Regions from separate parts of the Homo sapiens genome. Here region 2 is linked to region 1. Evidence: chromatin loops called from intact Hi-C (ENCODE). Cell type or tissue: stomach. All regions are shown on one strand. Links, peaks and the distances in the headings refer to the core of each region. The heading gives the core; the rest is flanking DNA. Region 1 overlaps CASC3 (CASC3 exon junction complex subunit). Region 2 overlaps MED24 (mediator complex subunit 24).

The links. A loop is a pair of places that touch in the nucleus more often than their neighbours do. Peaks named below come from ENCODE experiments on the same cell type or tissue, not always from the same donor. Only the 100,000 strongest peaks of a DNase experiment are listed, where the experiment ranks them.
Region 2: a loop joins it to region 1, with 2.3 times the contacts of the local background. A loop is called at or near these places in 21 of 110 quality-filtered maps.

The regions. Positions count from the first base shown.
Region 1 is chr17:40,150,784-40,159,115 of GRCh38, forward strand. The region is part of intron 3 of CASC3 (CASC3 exon junction complex subunit); the gene reads left to right. Among named protein-coding and RNA genes, the nearest start is that of MIR6866, 7.0 kb to the right of the region's middle. In stomach, for the core only: no CTCF peak of the experiment used is centred there; no DNase peak of the experiment used is centred there.
Region 2 is chr17:40,034,651-40,042,982 of GRCh38, forward strand. MED24 (mediator complex subunit 24) reads right to left here. Exons shown (of 26, transcript NM_014815.4): 4 at 1,466-1,504; 5 at 1,072-1,145; 6 at 467-699. Among named protein-coding and RNA genes, the nearest start is that of SNORD124, 11 kb to the left of the region's middle. RefSeq lists an enhancer at 952-1,819. In stomach, for the core only: CTCF peaks have their summits at 630 (motif pointing right), 4,421 (motif pointing right) and 4,620; DNase peaks (open chromatin) are centred at 641 and 4,371; H3K27ac peaks cover 1,540 bases.

The DNA.
Region 1 (8,332 bases), core at 34-8,033:
AGGCAGATCACGAGGTCAGGAGATCGAGATCATCCTGGCTAACACGGTGAAACCCCGTCTCTACTAAAAATACAAAAAACTTAGCCAGATGTGGTGGCGGGCACCTGTAGTCCCAGCCACTCGGGAGGCTGAGGCAGGAGAATGGTGTGAACCCGGGAGGTGGAGCTTGCAGTGAGCCGAGATCACGCCACTGCACTCCAGCCTGGGCGACAGAGTGAGACTCCCTCTCAAAAAAGAAAAAAAGAAAAAAAACTGCTTTATTGAGATACAATTCACAGAACGTACAGTTCATTTATTTATAAAGTGCATAATTTAGCCAGGTGCGTGCCTGTACTCAGCTACTCAGGAGGCTGAGGCAGGAGGAATGGTCGGCCCAGGAGTTCGAGACCAGCCTGGGCAACATAGTGAGACCTCATCTCTTTTTATTTGTTTGTGTGTTTGTTTTTGAGACAGAGTCTTGCTCTGTCACCCAGTCTGGAGTGCAGTGGCACAATCTTGGTTCACTGCAACTTGACCCTCTGGGGTTCAAGTGATTCTCGTTCGTCAGCCTCCCGGATAGCTGAGGTTACAGGTATGTGCCATATGCCTGCCTAATTTTTAGTATTTTTAGTAGAGATGGAATTTTGTCATTTTGGCCAGGCTGGTCTCAAACTCCCAGTCTCAAGTGATCTACCCACCTCAGCTTCCCAAAGTGCTGGGATTACAGGCGTAAGTCACCACGCCTGGCCCGTAAGACCTTATCTCTATAAAAAATAAAAAATTTAGCCAGGCGTGGTGGCGTGCACCTGTAGTCCCAGCTACTTGGCAAGCTGAGGCAGGAGAATTGTTTGAGCCCAGGAGGTCAAGGCTGCAGGGAGCTGTGATCATACCACTGCACTCCAGCTTGAGTAACAGAGTGAGACCTTCATCTCAAAAAAAAAAAAAAAAAAAAGGAAGGAAGAAACCCAGTTCTCCCATCCTTCCCGTAGCCTCAAGCAACCGCAAATCTACTTTCTGTCTCTGTTGATTTTCCTATTCTGGCCTTTCATATGAATGGAATTATGTAATATGTAGATTTATGTGTCTGGCCTCTTTCAGTATAATGTTTTCATCTGACTTGTAGCATGTATCAGTACTTCATTCCTTCTTTCTGCCTCCCCACCCCAGCTTTATTGAGGTATAACTCACAAATAAAAATTGTATACATTTAACACATACAGTGTGGCATCTTGATATATGTGTACATTGTGGAGTACCACAGTTAAGCTAATTAACGTATCTATCACCTCACCTAGTTAACCTTTTTGTATGTGTGTGATGAGAACACCGAAGAGCTACTCTCAGCACATTTCAAGTTTACAATATGTTATTTATTTTTATTTTACATGGTTTAAAAAGAGACAGAACCTTTGTCACCCAAGCTGGAGTTCAGTGATGCAGTTATAGCTCACTGCAACCTCAAACTCCTGGGCTTAAGCAATCCTCCCACCTCAGCCTCCTCAATAGCTGGGACTACAGGCGTGCACTACCATGCCCAGCTAATTTATTTATTTGTTTTTATTTTTATTTTTTTTTTGAGACGGAGTTTCACTCTTGTTGCCCAGGCTGGAGTGCAGTGGCATGATCTCAGCTCACTGCAGCCTCTGCCTCCTGGGTTCAAGCGGTTCTCCTGCCTAAGCCTCCCAAGTAGCTGAGATTACAGTCATGCGCCACCAAGCCCAGCTAGTTTTGTATTTTTAGTAGAGGTGGAGTTTCTCCATGTTGGTCAGGCTGGTCTCGAGCTCCCGACCTCAGGTGATCCACCCACTCAGCCTCTCAAAGTGCTGGGATTACAGGCGTGAGCCACCATGCCCAGCCGCCCAGCTAATTTTTAAACAAATTTTTTGTAGAGGCAAAGAATCGCTGTATTGCCCAGGCTGGTCTTGAACTCAGCTTCAAGCAATCCTCCAGCCTCAGCTTCCCAAAGTATTAGGATTACAGGCATGAGCCACCATGCCTGACCAAGTATACAGTACGCTATTATTATTATTATTTTAGACAGTCTTGCTCTGTAGCCCAGGCTGGAGTGCAGTGTTACAATCTCGGCTCACTGCAGTCTCTGCCTCCCAGGTTCAAGCAATTCTTCTGCCTCAGCCTCCTGAGTAGTTGGGATTACAAGCGCCCACCACCACGCCCGGCTAATTTTTTTATTTTTAGTAGAGACAGGGTTTCACCATGTTGCCCAGGCTGGTCTCGAACTCCTGACCTCATGATCTGCCCACCTCGGCCTCCCAAAGTGCTGGGATTACAGGTGTGAGCCACCACGCCCAACCAGTAAGTTATTATTAACTATGGTTACCATGCTGTACATTAGGTCTCCAGAACTTATAACTGAAGTTTTATATCCTTTTACCACGATCTCATTTTCGCTACCCTTAAGCCCTAGAAACCCCCTTCCTACTCTCTGTTTCTATGAGTTTGACTTGAGATCATGTGGTGGTTATCTTTCTGTGTCTAGCTTATTTTACTTAGCATAGTTCCGTCTAGGTTCATCCATTTGTTGTCACAAATGTCAAAATTTTTTTTTTAGGGCAGAATTAGATTCCATTGTTCGTGTGTTCCACATTTTCTTTATCCATTCACCCAACAACAGACACGAGTTATTTCCATAGCTTATTTCCATCTTTTGGTTATTATGAATAATTCTGCTACAAACATTAGTGTACATGTTTTTATGGGGACATATGTTTTCACTTCTTTTTGACTATGTACCTAGGAATGGAATTGCTGAGTCATGTGGTAACTCTGTAATCATTTGAGGAACTAGAACCGCCATACTGTTTCCAAGGTGCTGCACCATTTTACGTGACTAGCAGCAGTGTATGAGGGTTCCAGTTTCTCTATATCCTTAACAGCACTTGTTGTGTTATTTACCCAGGTGCATGCCTGTACTCTCAGCTACTCAGGAGGCTGTGGCAGTAGGATTTCTTGGGCCCAGGAGTTCGAGACCAGCTTGGGCAACATAGACCTGTCTAAAACTTTTTTTTTTTGGCGGGGCACGGTGGCTCACGCCTATAATCCCAGCACTTTGGGAGGCCGAGTCAGACGGATCACTTGAGATCAGGAGTTCCAGACCAGCCTTGCTAACATGGCGAAACCTCGTCTCTGCTAAAAATGCAAAAATTAGCCAGCCACTGTGGCACGCGCCTGTAATCCCAGCTATTCAGGTGGCTGAGGCATAAGAATCACTTGAACCCGGGAGGTAGAGGTTGCAGTGAGCCGATTTGATTCTAGATGTCCTATTAGGTATGAGATGTTTTCTCATTCTGATTTGCATTTCCCTGATGACTAATGATGCTGAGCGTTTTTTTTTTTTTTTTTTTTTGGTGCTTATTGGCCATTTGTGTATCTTCCTTGAAGAAATGACTATTCAGATACCTAGGCAATTTTTTAAAAATTAATTTTTAATTATTGTTTTTATTTTTTTTAGAGACAAGGTCTTGCTGTATTATCCAGAGTGGTCTCAAACTCCTGGGCTCAAGCAAGCAGTCTTCCCACCTCAGCCTCCTCAGTAGTTGAGACTATAGGCATCAGCCACCACACTTGATCTTTGCCCAAAGTAGCTGGGATTACAGGTGTGCGCTGCCATGCCCGGCTAATTTTTGTATTTTTAGTAGAGACGAGGTTTTGCCATGTTGGCCAGGCTGGTCTTGAACTCCTGACCTCAGGTGATCTGCCCACCTCAGCCTCCCAAAGTGCTGGGATTACAGGTGTGAGCCACTGCGCTTGGCCATTTTTTTTTTTTTAATTGAGATGTAAGAGTTCTCTATATATTCTGTATTCTAGATGTAAGTCCCTTATCAGATATGATTTGCAAATATGTGTTCCCTTTCTGTGGATTGTTCACTTTCTTTATAGTGTTCTTTCAAGGACAAAGGTTTTAGTTTTGATGAAGCCTGGTTTATGTTTTTCCTTTTGTTGCAGATGCTTTTGGTGTTAGGTATCTAAGAGTCATTTGCCAAACTGAGAGTCATGAGTATTTACTCCTGTGTTTTCTTCTAAGAGTTTTATAGTTTCAACTCTTAAATTTAGGTCTTTGATTCATTTTGAGTTAGTTTTTATATGTGGGGTAAAGTAAGGGTCTAACTTCATTCTTTTTGTTTTTTGAGATGGAGTCTCGCTCTTTCACCCAGGCTGGAGTGCAGTGGCGCTATCTAGGTTCACTGCAAGCTCTGCCTCCCGGGTTCATGCCATTCTCCTGCCTCAGCCTCCCGAGTAGCTGGGACTACAGGCACCCGCCACCACGCCCAGCTGATTTTTTGTATTTTTAGTAGAGATGGGGTTTCACCGTGTTAGCCAGGATGATCTCGATCTCCTGACCTCGTGATCTACCCATCTTGGCCTCCCAAAATGCTGGGATTACAGGCATGAGCCACTGCGCCTGGCCAACTTCATTCTTTTGCACGTGACGATTTTGGTCCATGACTCGGGTGTTTATACGTAAGGTTTTATTTTGTTTTGTTTTGTTTTTTTGAGATGGAGTCTCATTCTGTCACCCAGCCTGGAGTGCAGTGTCGCTATCTTGGCTCACTGCAACCTCTGTCTCCTGGGTTCAGGCGATTCTCCTGCCTCAGCCTCCCGGGTGGCTAGGATTACAGGCATGAGCCACCACGCTCAGCTAATTATATTTAAGGTTTTAAAAGTGGAGCAGTTTTACTTATAATAAAGCATAGCAGTTCTAGGTAAGACTGGTTTGGAGTGCAGCCATGGAAATGGATGGCTGAAGTGCAGGTGAAGACTGACCTCAGTGCTAAAGTCTTCCTGTCAACGACAGGCCCGTGGCCTCGGAGGAGCCGGGGTTTATTAAAATGAGGCTAGAGGAGTTAGATCTGAAAGAGACATTGAGAATAAGGATACCAACTCCATCTCTTAGTCTGAAATATGTGGGAAGTAGAAGAATGAGCTAAAACTTCTGTATTAGAATTTTTCAAAGGAACAGTTCCTTCAGGGTGGAGCTAGTAAGAATTGGAAAGAGTACACTGAAATGGTGGGTGATGTAGGGGAGTTTGTCTCTTCTGGAAAAAGGTTTTGATGACATCCCTTTGCCAAAGCAGTGTGACCGTGTGGTAGCACCTTGGCTTCAGTTAGACTAAGCTTTGACTAATTTGGAGCCTCCTCAGTACTATGCTATTTGTATCTGTTCTGCCCTGGAAACAAAATTAGTTTTTCACTTAAAATAAAGTTGCCTTATTTGACATCCTACCACAGATCAGAGGGTGGAGCATAAAACAAGCTTTCCTTATTAATCATGTGATAATACTATTTAAAGGTATTTGAATTAAATCAGTACGTGTGTGTAGGGAGATGGAGAATTAAAGTCACATACACCAAGTTATTGTAATTTCTGCTTGAAAATCTTCAGGGAACATAGGATCAAGGAAAGAACTGAATGATTGCCACCTACCCATCCTAGTCTTGAGGAGGAAAAACTTCATGTAATTAAGGGAAATGGGAAGAATCAATGGTGCTCAGTTGTTAAAAAGCTATAGGTAAAGGCTTGATTCTGATAGTGTGGGTATAGTCAAACAGTCTCCCTCTATTCTGTTACCTTTCTGAGAGTCCTAACCCAAAACACTCAAGGCCAAAATAGTTAACCTTTGAACGGCCAGGCGCGGTGGCTCATGCCTATAATCCCAGCATTTTGGGAGGCCGAGACAGGCGGATCATGAGGTCAGGAGATCGAGACCATCCTGGCTAACACGATGAAACCCCGTCTCTACTGAAAATACAAAAAATAATTAGCCGGGCATGGTGGCGGGCGCCTGTAGTCCCACCTACTTGGGAGGCTGAGGCAGGAGAATGGCATGAACCCGGGAGGCGGAGCTTGCAGTGAGCCGAGATCCAGCCACTGCACTCCAGCTGGGGCGACAGAGTGAGACTCCGTTTCAATAAAAAAAAATTAAAAAAATAAAATAGTTGACCTTTGGACAACATGGGAGTTAAGAGTGCCTATCCTGTCTGGGTACAGTCACTCATGCTTCTAATCTGAGCACTTTAGTGGGCCAAGGCAGGAGGATCACTTGAGTCCAAGAGTTTGAGACTAGCCTGGACAAGAAAGCAAGACCCTGTCTCTACAAAAAAAAGGACAAAAATTAGCTGGGCATGATGGCACGTGCCTGCAGTCCCAGCTACTCAGGAGGCTGAGGCAGGAGGATCACTCGAGCCCGGGAGTTTGAGGCTGCAGCAAGCCATGATCACACCACTACACTCTACCCTGAGTGATACAGTGAGACCCCATCTGTTAAAAAAATAAAAGGGGGTTGGCCGGGCGCGGTGGCTCACGCCTGTAATCCCAGCACTTTGGGAGGCCGAGGCGGGTGGATCACGAGGTCAGGAGATCGAGACCATCCTGGCTAACATGGTGAAACCCCGTCTCTACTAAAAATACAAAAAATTAGCCAGGTTTGGTGGCGGGTGCGTGTAGTCCCAGCTACTCGGGAGGCTGAGGCAGGAGAATGGCGTGAACCTGGGAGGCAGAGTTTGCAGTGAGCTGAGATTGCACCACTACATTCCAGCCTGGACAACAGCGAGACTCCGTCTCAAATAAATAAATAAATAAATAAATAAATTAATTAATTAATTAATTAAAAGGGGCTGGGCGTGGTGCCTCATGCCTGTAATCCCAGCACCTCAGGAGGCCGAGGTGGGCGGCTTGCCTGAGCTCAGGACTTTGAGACCAGCCTGGGCAACATGGTGAAACCTTATCTCTACTAAAAGTACGAAAATAGCTGGGAGTGGTGGCATACGCCTGTAGTCCCTGCTACTCAGGAGGCTGAGGCATAAGAATTGCTTGAACCCAGGAGGTGGAGGTTGCAGTGAGCTGAGATCGCGCCATTGCACTCCAGCCTGGGCGACAGAGCAAGACTCTGTCTCCAAAATAAATAAATAATAAATAAAATATAAAGGACACCTATCCCTGTTGCAGTAAGAATTCCAAGTATAACTTTTGACTCACCCAAAACTTAACTACTAAGTCAACTGGAAGCCATACCAATAACATAAACAGTCAGTGAATATGTATTTTATATTTTATGTGTATTATGTACTGTACTCTTACAATGAAGCTAGAGAAAAGAAAATGTTATTAAGAAATCATTCACTATTAAGGAAACATACTATTCAGTGGAAGTGGATCATCATAAAGGTCTTCATCATCTTTGCATTGAGTAGACTTCAGAAGAGGAGGGGTTGATCTTGCTGCCTTGGGTGACAGAGGCAGTGGAAGGAGAGGCAGGCATACTTGCTGCAACTTCTATTGAAAAAAAATTTGCGTAGAAGTGGACCTGAGTAGTTCAAACCCCTTGTTCCAGCGTCAACTATACCCAGATGCTGAGCAGGGAAAAATGAGGAAGAGGGATTAATTGGCTTGTCTGGGCCAATCAGGCTGACTCAGCTCTATTTGAAGAGATGGCAGAAACTTAGAGTTTGAGAGTTTCTCAATCAGGAATTCAGGAATCTCATGTTGAGCCTCTTTGACCAGATTATTGGGGCCAGCCTGGGTCTTGAGTGACAGGGCAGTCTGGTTCAGTTCAAGTATCAGACCCAGTAGGTGAGTGAGAGACCAGTGTACATACATCTACCAGGTTTCAGATGTAACCCACCAATGAAGACTAGACCACCTTTCCTTGAACCCATTTCTCTGTGTTCTCGTAGGCCTCCCTAGCCATAGCTCTGCCTCCTTAGGTCCAAATCTGGGGAGGACAAGGAGAGGAGAGTAACCCTATTCTAAAGCCAGTTCCCTTATCATGAGCCTTAGCTGCTGCCTTTTCCTACCTAGAACTAGCCACACGTCCATTTCCTGGCCCTTTCTAATGGCCTAATGATCCTTTGTGTGTAGACCCAGCACTTTCTGTGTCATGAACAGTGTTACCCAATCTTGATGTGGTAAAAGAGGGAAGAAGATAGTAAAAAGAGAGAGAGAGCACTTGGACTAATTTTTTTCATTTCTGAAATGTGATGGTTGTACAAGTTGTCCTTTAAGGTTTTTTAGGTCAAATTTTTGTAATTATGTGATTCTGGATATGTTCTGGCTGCAGGAATTTTCTGCTGCAGAAAACCAGTACTCATAGGCATTAAAAAAAGCTACCATTTTCCAGCTTGAGGATAAGTGCATTGGGAAATCATGGAGTCATTATCAAGAGTTTGCACATCTGGTTGGGCGCAGTGGCTCATGCCTGTAATCCTAGCACTTTGGGAGGCTGAGGCAGGAGGTTCGCTTGAGCTCAGAAGTTTCAGACCAGCCTGGGTAATGTGGTGAAACTCTGTCTCTACAAAAAATACAAAAATTAGTTGGGCATAGTGGTGTACATCTGTA
Region 2 (8,332 bases), core at 54-8,053, 120 kb before region 1:
TAAAAGGGGCATTTTAGGTAACATTCAAATACAAGAGTCATCTGCTTCCAAGCGATGAGTAACATGGAGACAAACACAATAATGGACACTGTGCTTGTCTTGTCCTCTAGTTTTTTCCTCGTCTGTGATGTACTAGTCTTGCTACCCACTAGCAGCTATGCTTGATGAGGGCAGGGACCCTGCCACATGCTCCTTTGGTAGCCCCCCACCCCCCACCCCCAGCACCTAGCACAGTGCTGGGTATACAACAATGCTCAGTAAATACCTGTTGGTTGATTGGCTCGGGTGCCACCCTGCCCAAGTCCCTGGGATGTGTGCAATGCTTATGGGGAGAAAAAAAAGGAAGTGGGATGGTTTCAGATCCTCCTGGAAAGAGGTGGGATGGCATCCTGCCTCTCCCTTCTCAATTAAAGGACCGGCTATGGGAGCAGCGGCAGGTGGGGCTCAGGGGAATCAAGGGACATACAGGCCTCCTCTAGTTTGGCGATGTGCAGCAGGGCCCGGTTCTTGGTGCTGCTGAGGGTTTTCTCCAGGCGCTGAAGGCACATGGCAAGCTGCTTCTCCCCAGCGGCTGGAGTGCCGGCCTCCAGCCCCTCCCGCAGCCGCTCTGCAGAGGCTGCCGTGCAGCGCAGCAGCCAGTGGAGGGCGCTAAGAAGGGCTCGGCACAGTCCGATGCATTCCTCTGCTTTGCCGTGACAGCTACAGGGAAGGATGCAAAATCAGACTCTGTTCTTCCAATGGCTGAAATCCGACCCACATCAATGTTCCCCAGAGTCCCTGGCACTCCCCTACTAGGGACTAGGGCTGAGAAGCTAGCAAAGTCCTGGGGAAGATGCTTAGCCCCTTTGGCTCCTACTGGACAAGATTTCAAATGAGCTACTCCAGACAGAGAGGAGGCACTCTGTCCTAAGGGAGTAAGAAAAGGAGGGCACAGGTAAGTGTAGATGGGCAGGTGGGGAGAAAAAACGTTGGAACCCGGAGTTGGTCTCGGTCTGTGTGCTAGGAGCTGCACCTCTGCACAAAGACAAGGCTGGAACATTGTATTGTGAGCCCCCTTACCCCTGCCCTTACCTCAGACGGTCACAAAACATGTCCATGATGTCCAGCAATGCCTGGACACACAGGTCCCGAGAAAAGTCATCAAACTGTGGAAAGGACAGTGGAGATGCTACGGAATGCCTCCATCCACCCCCAGGTCTCACATGAGGCAGACGGTGCATTCAGGACTCCTGCTCCTCTCTCCTCCAACCCTGGGTTCCAGACTCAGCATCCTCAACACTGGACATTGGCTCCCAAGCACCAGCCCCTACTTGCCAGGATCCCCCTCCCATGGAAGTCCAGCAATGCCAGCCAGAGGCATCATGTGCTGCCTATCCAGCCTCACGGGTCACAGCATCAGGGCCGTCAAGGAGGCGGGGCCTTGTCTGTCATCCCCAATCTAGCTCCTGAGTGTCTATGGTCATACCTTACTGATGGCTGTGAGGACAGAAGAGTAGGACACCATCTGGAGAGAAGGAAGAAAGATAATCTTTAGACAACTAGTCTCCCACAGTTGAGAGGAACAAACACTGATGCTTCAAGTTGCTGCAGCTCTCCTGAACCTCAACCCCTTCCACAGGCCCTCTTCAACCCAAGCAAGGAGAGGCAGTGTCACTGTGCACTGCCCTGTTCCTGCCTCTGTCAGACTTACTGCAAATGGTATCAGCATAAGCCCATCAAGAAGATGATTCTGGGGATGCTCAAAGGCTCCATGTTTCAGGCCGAGCATGGTGGCTCATGCCTGTAATCCCAAAACTTTGGGAGGCCGAGGCGGGCGGATCACGAGGTGAGGAGTTTGAGACCATCCCGCCCAACATGGTGAAACCCCGTCTCTACTAAAAATTAAAAATTAGCTGGGTGTGGTGGTGCGTGCCTATAATCCCAGCTACTCAGGAGGCTGAGGTAGGAGAATCGCTTGAATCAGGGAGTTGGAGGTTGCAGTGAGCCGAGATTGTGCCACTGCAGTCCAGACTGGGAGCAGAGCGAGACTCTGTCTCAAAAAAAAAAAAAAAAAAAAGCGCCTGCTACTCACTGTCCTCAATAAGCATGGGTTAACTGACGGCTAGTGGGCAGAAGCATGGGCAAGAGTGAAGCCATGTCACTGTATTCCTACAGCTTCCGGCAAGAACAGAGGTTTTAATGGGTAAGAACTAGAGACAAACAAACATTTCCTGCACTGAGCAGGTAGTACCTGCACCTTGAAACAGGGAGTGGCTGGGCGTGGTGGCTCACGTTTGTAATCCCAGTACTTTGGGAGGCTGAGGCAGGATTACCTGAGGTCAGGAGTTCAAGACTAGCCTGGCCAACATGGTGAAACCCTGTCTCTACTAAAAATACAAAAATTAGCTGGGCCTGGTGGCCTATGCCTGTAATCTCAGCTACTTGGGAGGCTGAGGCAGGAGAGCTGCTTGAGCCTGGGAGACGGATGTTGCAGTGAGACGAAATCTTGCCACCGCACTCTAACCTGGGTGACAGAGTGAGACTCTGTCAAAAGAAAAGAAAGGGAGGGAGAGAGAGAGAAAGAGGGAAGGAAGGAAGGAAGGAAGGAAAGAAGGAAAGAAGGAAAGAGTAAGTTTTACTGTACAAACTCTTATTTGTTCTCCAGAACTTACTCCCTAGGACCCATCCAGGACACCTTCCCTGATCAACCCCAACCTCCCCCACAAAGCTGAAACCCTTCCTCTGTGCTCCAAGTAATCACCTAAGGCTCATCATTACACGGCGGGTGCCTGCAGTCCCCACTAAATTAGAAGCTCCTTGAGGACAAGGATGCTTTTACTCAGTGACCACCACAAACTTGATGTTTGTAGAATGAATAAATAAAAACACCTTTAGCTCAGCATGTCTCAAAGTAGCTTCCAAAGCTGCCCTACCCAATACACAAGTCACTAGCCCCATATGGTTATTTAAATTTAAATTAATTAAAGTTAAATAAAATTTGGCCAGGTGTGGTGGCTCACGCCTGTAATCCCAGCACTTTGGGAGGCCAAGGCGGGAGGATCATGAGGTCAAGAGATCAAGACCATCCTGGCTGACACGGTGAAACCCCGTCTCTACTAATAATACAAAAAATTAGCCGGGCATGGTGGCGGGTGCCTATAGTCCCAGCTACTAGGGAGGCTGAGGCAGGAGAATGGCGTGAACCCGGGAGGCAGAGCTTGCAGTGAGCCGAGATTGCGCCACTGCACTCCAGTGTGGGCGACAGAGCTAGACTCTGTCTCAAAAAAAAAAAAAAAGAAATGTCACACACATACCCTGAGCTTGTGTGTGACATAAATTTGAGAAACACTGGATTAAACATATAACGAGAACTTTACCACAGAACTTCTCGGAACCATGATATACTCGTATACAATGAGAATCTCTAAGAAGACTGACGATAAAACAAAGCAATATCCTTTAAACTTACTTGACCAAGGAATTTCATGTACCCAGTATTTCCAAAATACATTTTGGGAAATTCTACCTGAACAGTAAGTTCCCAGAGGACAGAGATGGTATTGAATTTATATCTGTTTCTCTAGCATCCAGCCCAAGAACTGATACACAATAGGTCCTCAGGAAGTTTTTATTGCTTTGAACAGATGAATTCTACTAACTAGTTGCCTTCTGGAAAAATCTTACCTTAAAATAAATTTCTGTTAGTAAAACCTATTCATCACCATCATAAGACTGGATATCTAGTTCAGCTGTCTCTGCTGGAGGAGTGGAAGCCTCCAAAGATTTAAGAAGAAAGCTGTCGGCCGGGTGCAGTCGCTCACGCCTGTAATCCCAGAACTTTGGGAGGCCAAGGAGGGTGGATCACGGGGTCAAGAGATCAAGACCATCCTGGCCAACATGGTGAAACCCCGTCTCTGCTAAAAATACAAAAACTAGCCGGGCGTGGTGGCGCATGCCTGTAATCCCAGCTACTCAGGAGGCTGAGGCAGGAGAATCGCTTGAACCCAGGAGGCAGTGGTTGCAGAGAGCCAAGATCGCACCACTGCACTCCAGCCTGATGACAGAGCAAGACTCCATCTCAAAAAAAAAAAAAAAAAGGAGAGGAAGAAAGCCGTCTGCTCAATCACCTGGGTTTGGCAAACTTTCCATCCATGTGCAATTTCCCTCTCACCAAAATACACTGCTCTGTTCAGCCATCTTTCACTAGTACTCCTGGGTGAACAGGAGCAAAACACAGAGGGCTTAAATACCATCAGTGTTCAGAACCACCATACTGTGAGGCCAGGGCTAGTGTCTGATATCCATCAGAAAGCTGGGAGCCTGCCTGGGCAGGATGACCATAACGTTCCGGCGAGCGTTTTGTTTATTTATAACTGATGTCCCCATAGCGAGTGCTTGGCAAAGAAGTGAACCTTGCTGGATACCAACCTGCAGGGGGAGCTGGATGTCCCCACTGAACACTGACCCTCAAATGCCGGGAGAGAAACCCCCAATTATGCATGTTCCGAGGGATGCCATTCGTCAAAATGAATTTATGGTCTTCAAATTCTGAATTCTGTTCAGCAGATTTCTGCTAACTGTATCAATAAAGCACGGCTACTTCAGAGACCCAAAAATGCTTTCTACATGACGAACTGTTTTACACAGCAGGATCTGGCCTATTCAAGTCTTAATCATTCTATCACAGTAGAAGCTCTAAACCACCACAGGCCCCCAGGGCAGGAGACCCTCTGTGTGGCCACCATGCTTGTGGCTAGCCCCACCTGACCCTGCAGCTGCTCTCAAATCCTCTCTGCTCTTCTGAATATTCAACACCCCAACTACTCCTAAGTGCCCTCTACTCGCATAACATTGGGCCAAAGAGCCTCTTGACTCTGAAGGAAGAATAAATTACTAATTTTGCACAGCACTTGAGAGGGCACAAAGGTCTTTCATATCTATTTACTTCTGTTACTTCAGCCTCTTTCTCTTTCTTCCCTTTCCCATCAGTGTTTATACATCTCAAGACTCTTCTATTGGTCTGTTTGTTGTTTGAGACAGGGTCTCGCTCTGTCACCCAGGCTGGAGTGCAGTGGTGCTCCCGGATTCAAGCAATCCTCCCACCTCAGCCTCCTAAGTAGCTGGGACTACAGGTGCACACCACCATGCTTAATTTTTTTTTTTTTTTTTTTTGAGATGGAGTCTTGCTCTCTCGCCCAGGCTGGAGTGCAGCGGCGAGATCTCAGCTCACTGCAAGCTCTGCCTCCCGAGTTCACACCATTCTCCTGCCTCAGCCTCCCGAGTAGCTGGGACTACAGGCACCCACCACCACGCCCGGCTAATTTTTTGTATTCTTAGTAGAAGCGGGGTTTCACCATGTTAGCCAGGATGGTCACGATCTCCTGACCTCGTGATCTGCCCACCTCGGCCTCCCAAAGTGCTGGGATTACAGGTGTGAGCCACCATGCCAGGCTAATTTTCTTTTTTTGAGACAGAGTCTCACTCTGTTGCCCAGGCTGGAGTGCAGTGGCACAATCTCGGCTCACTGCAACCTCTGCCTCCTGGGTTCAAGCGATTCTTCTGCCTCAGCCTCCCGAGTAGCTGGGACTACAGGCACGCGCCACCATGCCCGGCTAATTTTGGTATTTTTAGTAGAGATGGAGTTTCACTCTGTTGGCCAGGCTGGTCTCGAACTCCTGACCTCATGATCCACCTGCCTCGGCCTCCCAAAGTGCTGGGATTACAAGCGTGAGCCACTGTGCCCAGCTGCCTGACTTTCGTATTTTTTGCAGAGATGGGGTTTTGCCGTGTTGTCAAGGGTGGTCTCAAATTCCTGGTCAAGTGAGTTGCCCACCCACACTGGCCTCCCAAATTCCTGGGATTACAGGTATGAGCCTGGCCTAGATTCTTCTATTTTTAAAAGAGTTTCCTATAGACCCCACACTTCCATTTAACCACCACCCCATCTCTGCTACTCTTCACACATATAAAAGTTTTTTTTTTTAATTTTATTTTCTTTTTTTTTTTTGAGACAGATTCTCACTCTGTTGCCCAGGCTGGAGTGCAGTAGCGCGATCTCGGCTCACTGCAACCTCCACCTCCCAGGTTCAAGCAATTCTCCTGCCTCAGCCACCTGAGTAGCTGGGATTACAGGCATGCACCACCACATCCAGCTTATTTTTGTATTAGTAGAGACAGAGTTTCGCCATGTTGGCCAGGCTGGTCTTGAACTCCTGACCTCATGATCCACTCCCTTGGCCTCCCAAAGTGCTGGGATTACAGGTGTGAGCCACTGAACCCGGCCTTTTTAATTTTACTTTTTTAGTAGAGATAGGGTCTATGTTGTCTAGGCTGGGCTCAAACTCCTGGCCTCAAGTGATCCTCCTACCTCGGCCTCAAAAAGTGCTGGGATTACAGGTGTGAGCCACCACGCCCGGACAACATAAGAGTCTTCTACACTCCCTGGCTCTACCTGCACACCTTCCATTGACTATTCAACGCACTCCAATCACTTCTGTCCTGACCACTCTATGAATCTTCTCATTAAGGTCATTGACAAACTCTTCATGTTAAACCTAATGGATCCTTCTCTGTTCTGATCTTACCTGACTTCCCAGCAGCATCTGACCCCTTGAAACATTCCCTCACCCCTCAATCCTCTCTTGGCTTTTCTTGATAACACTCTCACTTTTCTTCCCTACTCTCTGGCCCCTTCTCTTCAGACTCCTATGAGGAATTATCCTCCTAAGTGTGTTCCTTAAATGAGATTGGTTCCTCAGGAAGTTGGGTTTAGTCACTTCTTTGCTCACTCTCCCTGCTGTCTCTGCACAATCTCATCCATGCCCATAGCTTTGATTACCATCAGTAGCTGGTGACTTCTAAACCAAAAGCTCCAGTCTAGAACTCTCCTTTTGAGTACCAGACACGTATGTTCAACTGCCTACCGAGTATCCTCTTTTTGATACCCCACAGTCTTCTTAAATTTAAAAGGCCAAGATCAAACATGTATCCTCACCCACATCCCAACCCTACTCTGCTCTTCCACTGTCTCATGATCCATCAGCTATCTAATGTCCAAACCAGAAACCTAAGCGTTATCCTTGACCCCTTCTCCTCTCTCACTCTGCTCGTCCCATTAATCAAATTGTTTCAATGCCACTTCCTAAACTGTTCTTAAATTCATCATTTTTTTCTGCTGCCACTTCCCAATTTTGTGCTAGTATCATTTCTCGCCTGAATTACAGCAAGAGCCTAAATCAGGGGTTGGAAAACTACAGTCTGCAAGTCCAATTTGGCTCATCACTATTTTTCTTAATCAAATTTTATTAGAACACAGCTATACCCATTTGTTTACAGATGGGCTATACCTATTTTTGAGCTGTAATGACAGAATAGTGATGAGAGAGACCATTCAGTCTGCAAAGCTGAAAATACTTACTATCTGGGTCCTTTAAAGACAAAATATGCCAGACTCAATGATATCCCCATCTTCTGTCTTACCTCCCTCCAACTCGTTCTTCAAACTATAACCAGAGTGATCTTTTTAAAATTAATCCACAAATGTCCCTAATTAATCTACAAAGTCAAGGAAATCTGGATTAAAATATAATAGGATTTTTATGGTAACTTAACGAATTGATTCTAAAATTTGTCTGGAAATGAAATGTCTGAAAACAGCCAAAAAAATTTTGAAAAATAAAGAAACTAAGTGAAGATTTGTCCACCAAGGTATCAAAACATACTATAAAGCTCTAATAAAGTTCTGGTGCAACAAAAGAGAAAGAGGCCGGGCGCAGTGGCTCACGCCTGTAATCCCAGCACTTTCGGAGGCTGAGACAGATGGATTATGAGGTCGGGAGTTCAAGACCAGCCTGGCCAAGATGGTGAAACCCCATCTCTACTAAAAATACAAAAATTAGCTGTGCGTGGTGGTGGGCATCTATAATCCCAGCTACTTGGGAGGCTGAGGCAGAGAATTGCTTGATGCTTGAACCCAGGAGGAGGAGGTTGCACTGAGCCGAGATCGCACCACTGCACTCCAGCCTGGAAGACAGAGTGATACTCCGTCTCAAAAAAAACAGAGAAAGATACCAATGAAATATACTAGGGTGTCAAAAAATGGACCCTTGTGTACAAGAGAATTTAAAATTTAAGATATGACAAAGAATGGCCTATTCAATAAAGACAGTTGAGCCATTATCCATCTATTTGAACAAATAATAAATGTGGATCCCATCCTCATACCACAATAAATTCTAAATGGATCAAACAAAGTAAATACAAAAAATAAAAGTCCAGTGTTGGCAGAAATTAGAGAATATATTTTTCATTTTATTACGTATGTATGTATTTATTTATTTTGAGATAGGATCTC